Linked DNA regions of Homo sapiens: region 2 is linked to region 1. The links are chromatin loops, found by intact Hi-C in ENCODE. Cell type or tissue: tibial artery. All regions are shown on one strand. Links, peaks and the distances in the headings refer to the core of each region. The heading gives the core; the rest is flanking DNA.

What was found. A loop is a pair of places that touch in the nucleus more often than their neighbours do. Peaks named below come from ENCODE experiments on the same cell type or tissue, not always from the same donor. Only the 100,000 strongest peaks of a DNase experiment are listed, where the experiment ranks them.
Region 2: a loop joins it to region 1, with 11 times the contacts of the local background. A loop is called at or near these places in 2 of 110 quality-filtered maps.

Annotation. Positions count from the first base shown.
Region 1 is chr17:28,140,873-28,143,795 of GRCh38, forward strand. The region is part of intron 3 of NLK (nemo like kinase); the gene reads left to right. LOC105371711 (a long non-coding RNA gene) reads left to right here and starts at 2,420. Exons shown (of 2, transcript XR_007065686.1): 1 at 2,420-2,544. In tibial artery, for the core only: no CTCF peak of the experiment used is centred there; no DNase peak of the experiment used is centred there.
Region 2 is chr17:28,191,067-28,193,989 of GRCh38, forward strand. NLK (nemo like kinase) reads left to right here. Exons shown (of 11, transcript NM_016231.5): 9 at 1-153; 10 at 1,054-1,147. Among named protein-coding and RNA genes, the nearest start is that of TMEM97, 130 kb to the right of the region's middle. RefSeq lists an enhancer at 2,184-2,393. In tibial artery, for the core only: no CTCF peak of the experiment used is centred there; no DNase peak of the experiment used is centred there.

The DNA.
Region 1 (2,923 bases), core at 226-2,725:
TTCCTGTATCAATTCGTGTAAGAACAGTTACATATTAGTAGGATAAGTATATTTTCAATATCTCTAGTAACACTTTCATTTTTCCACAAAATTTTAATCCATGTCTAATTCCTGTTCATGGGTCCGTGTAACCCTTTTTGCATAGCTTTTCTAATTAAATAACAATATGAAACAGTGCTAATAGATGGCACAACTAAGTGCATAATAGAATATTCATTCTGTAAGAATTAGAAAGTGGGTACTGTGAACAAATGTATTAGGCACTATGTTGTATCATCTATCTAGACAGAGGAGGGAGATCCTTTTAAATGGACCACTATTTTATTTCATCTCTTTTCAACTCCCGTAAAAAGTACTCAGAAACAGACTCTTTGATATACTTTTCCTAAATTCTTCTTGTAGATTTTTGTTCTCTGTTTATTTTGAATCTTCTCTGTTCTTCAGAACTGTTTCTTTTAGTAACTTTGTCTTTTAGAATCTCCAACCACAAATGAGCTACACTGGTGATGGGTAACACTGAGTAGGTAAGGACTAGCATCTGTAGATTGATGTGTTTAGAGACTTGCCCTCCATTCAAAATGCTGTTGCGGTTGCTTGTAACACTGGTAGCAGTCTGCTCTCAGGTTTTAATGACATCATTTGTGCAGCTTTACAGTAGATCATACTGGAGTAAATGCTCTCAAATTCTATTGAGCAGAAGGACATTTGACACCAAATTGTCTAGATATGGAAGTAAGTTTTTCAGACGTGTTAAGGAAAGGTTACTTGGGTCTAATTTGAAAGCTCATTGTCTTTTGGAGAAAATGTTAATATTCATTGTATTGGCAGTAAGAAGGACGATGAAGTTTACATGACTGATATGTTCATCCCTTACCTTCTGAATGCATTAAGAGATCATCGAAGAATTTGCCCTTTCTCTTCATGAATGAAGAAATTGATACAGTAAAATGTTCCTAATCTATATAGAGGCTCCTCTTTCAAATTTGGTTTTTTATACTCCAAAAAACAGTGACTATTCCAGTCACTTTGGCTTCTGTTCCTCAGCTCTTAATCTCTGGGTTTATGTACATATGCATTTGCTTTGGAGGGTTATGACGGTGGAAGATTAATCACCAGTCTCTGCCATCTATGTTTGACAGACACAGAGCTTGCCTTGCCTTCTCCAGAGCACTTTGTAAAGGAGAGAGCTGAAGTTTAAAATAACATCATTTTCTCTAGAATGCTCTTCTTGTTTTATTACATACATGGTTATAGCCTTAGTGAAAAATACTCATCTGACAGACCTTATGGACTGTAACAATATGTAGAATGACAGCTTTCCCGCTTTTTTCTTTTTTTTCTGGTGATTGGATTGATTTTTTTTTAGTCAGTTTTAAATTACAACTGAGGTAGTTTTAATTTTTGACATTCTATACAACAAATTTGTTACTTTACAAAGAAAAAGAATCTGCCTTTGCCTGGGAAAGAGATTGTCGTATTCAAACGTTTTAACAACATGACCTTTTATTCCATTGATTTCTATAGAGAAGCACAGGCATGCTTCAGAAAAGGTCAGTGATTCTAATTGAAGCACACCGATTTTTTTCTAGTTGCAAAGGCTCCCATGCTTTTTGTTGCAAAGAAGATGATGAGATTTACGGCTGACCATTTGTTACAAGAGAACACAATGCTCTCTGTGACACATTGCTGTTTTTCTTTCATGTGGAAAGCATTGTTTGAAATCAACCATATCTGTAAACCAGATTGTCATTATCCACGCTATTCAATGCCCTCACTTTTATTTCAGATCAGCCAGTTTCATATCTGAGTACTAGGCTGAAACTTCCTTCCCCTGTGCACCTGATTTTGGAAGAAAAAAAAAACGAGCAGGAGATTTTATTAAGTCTCACACATTTATGGCTGTAGATTCTTTTTTCAGACAGGAATGGCAGGATTTCAGAATTTGTGCTTAAGGTGCCTAAGCATGTTAGTGTTTAAAGTGCTTAACTGTGTTATTGCTTAAGCATGTTTTAACTGTCATTCATATACTTGTCATAAGAGAATCTGTGGCTTGAGGGGGCCAGGCTTGGGCATCTATGTACTACAGTTTATTAAACCAAATTTACTATGTCTTTTGGAAAAGTCACCTGACTCATATTTGTTCCAATATATGTCACATTGAAGATGAAAACTTTTTTTTTTTTTTTTTTGAGACAGATTCTCACTCTGTCACCCAGGGAGAAGTACAATGGCATGATCTTGGCTCACTGCAACCTCCACCTCCTGGGTTCCAGCAATTCTCCTGCCTCAACCTCCTGAGTAACTGGGACTACAGGCACATGCCAGCACACCAGGCTAATTTTTGTATTTTTAATAGATACAGGATTTCACCATGTTGGCCAGGATGGTCTCGCTCTCCTGACCTCATGATCCGCCCGCCTCGGCCTCCCAAAGTGCTGGAATTACAGCCATGAGCCACCATGCCCAGCCAAAGATGAAAACTTTTAAAAAAGGATTGTAGAACCTTTGACCAATATGGGACCTACTTGATAAATATTTAATATTGTAAGATTTCTTTTTTTGTAATCTGGCTTAGCATTAGTTTCTGTCCATATTAAATGAAAAAAGAATGATTAAGTTTCCATTATCTGAAATAGTAAAGAGAGTTTAGGAATTAAAATAGGGTTTTCAAAGCTTTCTGTCCATATTCATTCTGTAGGAAATAATTTGATACAACATGTTGCCATTTTGTTTTCCCAACTCAGATAAACCAATTAAATATCTTTATTTTGCTATCTGAAAGTTTTTAACGCATCATTAGAACGTCATACAGCATCAGTAGCTCATTGCACTTGGAATATTAAATATGTTCTCAGACTTCAGTTGAGCAGGGAAGCCAGCCCACTATCTTTCTGAACTCTAGATGGCAAAAGCTTTTGACCTG
Region 2 (2,923 bases), core at 340-2,839, 50 kb after region 1:
ATGAAGGGCGACTACGATATCACACATGTATGTGTAAATGTTGCTTTTCCACCTCCACTGGAAGAGTTTATACCAGTGACTTTGAGCCTGTCACCAATCCCAAATTTGATGACACTTTCGAGAAGAACCTCAGTTCTGTCCGACAGGTTAAAGGTGAGTATCTGTTTTGGCCTTTGGCCAGGCAATATGCCTAGTAACATTTTCCATTAGGTGGCCATGAAGAGCTGAGATCTGGATGGTAACCAAAGCTCCCCTCTATGTTTATTTTACAACCTTGCGTATAGCTGTGTGTCCGGGGCATAACAAAGCATATTTAATATTATATCCAGGGGAAGGTCGGGGAGAGGAATGAATATTTTGTTCTTATTTTCAAAGTTTATTTAGTGAGTATGACTCAAAATATGTTTAATATGTATTCACTCAGTGTCATTTCATTGATTCAAACGTATTGAACTTTATATAACATACAAAGTTCCATAAAGGATAAACATTCACTGAGGGAATTATTCCTTGGACGATGACAAGAGAAGGGAATTTCTGATAGTGTACTCATAAAATTTTGTGGCAGGATCTCCTATTGGAATACAGTGGGAGTAATGACATCCAAAATTCTGAGTGATTTTAGTGTCTACTGTAGGACATTTTACAAGAGAGAGAGTAGTCCCCAAAGTAACCACCTGAAACTATACACCTAGATACCAACTGAGGTCTTTAAGTGATCTTCAAAAAGGCAATAATTGCCAGCAACTTAGAAGAGTTCACCCATAATGCCAAACCTGTGGAGTCTCTCTCAAATTTATAGGCCATTTTACTCTTCCCACTGATGGGGTTGCAGTCTGTGTAATGCCACCAGTAGGTTTCTTATATTTAGCAACAGCTGTCATTTTAGTTTTAGGAAGTTCAGCTGAATTCTGCTTGATAGATGATGTGTGTGTTTGATTTAACTAAACCAGTAGGCAGTGCTTTTCAGATGCTGGCTAGAGTTCGCTGAGAATTCACTGCTCCCGGGCTTGCAAATTGTCATGGATTGTATGATGTTTGTTTTCTCCACAGAAATTATTCATCAGTTCATTTTGGAACAGCAGAAAGGAAACAGAGTGCCTCTCTGCATCAACCCTCAGTCTGCTGCTTTTAAGAGCTTTATTAGGTAACTATATGTATGTAATTCAACATTCTTGTTAGAATTAAAAGGATGCCAGTGTTACTTCATTATTCAGCATATTTGTTTTTATTTAGATAACATAGATAAAAGGTGCAACAGAAAGTTTCTGTTATGAGGTTTGGCTTTAGTCAAAAGTGTATTAAAACTGTAAGCATCTGGGCTGGGCGCGGTAGCTCATGCCTGTAATCCCAGCACTTTGGGAAGCCAAGGCAGACAGATCACCTGAGGTCTGGAGTTCAAGACCAGCCTGACTAACATGGAGAAACCTTGTTTCTTCTAAAAATACAAAATTAGCCAGGCATGGTGGTGCATGCCTGTAACCCCAGCTACTTGGGAGGCTGAGGCAGGAGAATCACTTGAACCCGGGAGGCAGAGGTTGCGGTGAGCCGAGATCGCACCATTGCACTCCAGCCTAGGCAACAAGAGCGAAACTCCATCTCAAAAAAAAAAACAAAAAACTGTAAGCATCACATTTTACACTGGTGCCAGTTCACTGCGGTTGCTTTGGCAATTTTTTCCCCGGATGACCATTGTGCTGCCTCATCACATATATGGCAGTCCTGCTGCAGCATTAGTATGGTGGCCACCTGTCCTGGAGTTAGACGTGGTCATCTCAGTTCCCACTACCATTCTCACTCCCTAGTAATAACTGCAAGCAAGAAAATAATTTTTTTGTGTGTAGGTGGACTGCTGGTGTAGCCTATTTAGAGGAGAAGTCAAAAGGCATATGGTAGAGCTATGAACCTACATTGGAAGTTACCAGGCTTCATTCTCCTTGTCTGTCTGTCCTTTCCTTCTCTTGATTTCTTTTTCCTTAACTCCTTATATATTGATCAGGGTCTAATCGGGAGAAATAAACCACTTCCCTAGAATACAAACGGGGAAAATTCAGTAATAAGAACTGTTAACTAGGAAAGATGATCAACTGCTAAAAGGCATAAAAGAGGATTCTGAAGGCTGCTGAAGTAGCAAATGCAGAAAGCAGCCACTCCCTGTAGACTGAGGGAGAGTAAACAAGAAAGGAATTAAGAATTTAGAAGAGGTTCCTCATGTAAGGACCTCTTTGGAGAGGGTATGGCTGCCACAGGAACTGGAACACACAGCACGAGGGTGGTGCAGAAGAGGAAGTGTGCCAGAAGGTGTGGCCAGAACTGGTCCATCAAAGACTGCCTGCCAGGAGAGTTCGGGTGGACCAAAGCTGAGCCTTCCACATGACCAAAAACAGGCACAACAAACCAAGGAAGGGAGACTGCTTCCTGATGCTACAGCCTTGCAAATGCCCTTCCAGCACCCTCTGTTGACAAAAGCTAACATTAAGCTAGGTGGCAAAGGGGAACCATGAACAGGGTCTGGCTCCAGTATCACAAAGCAGGACAAAGGGTGGATTCGGATATGAGTGGTCACACAGTCTCTATCTTCCCCGCTGCCTTTCTCCTCTCCTTTTTCTCTCTTCCTGCTGCCCTTTCCCTTTAATCATATTAAAGTTGGTTGGATTTGTTGGACCACAGTCAAGATTTTATGCTTAAAATTTGCAAAATCAGGTGACTTTCATTTCTTCCATGTATTTTTCTATTGGAAGAAGGAATTAAGTTGCACTTTTACTTATCTGTGGTTTTAAATTACTTTGTTTTACTATTTTCCCCTAAGAGTCAGTGACCCAGTCAGTTAGGCAGTTTAGCAGCTTAGGTGCAAATGATCCTGGGCCTTGGGGAAACAAGGGGTTACACTTTTCCCTCTCAAGTTTATAATCTAATTAGCAAT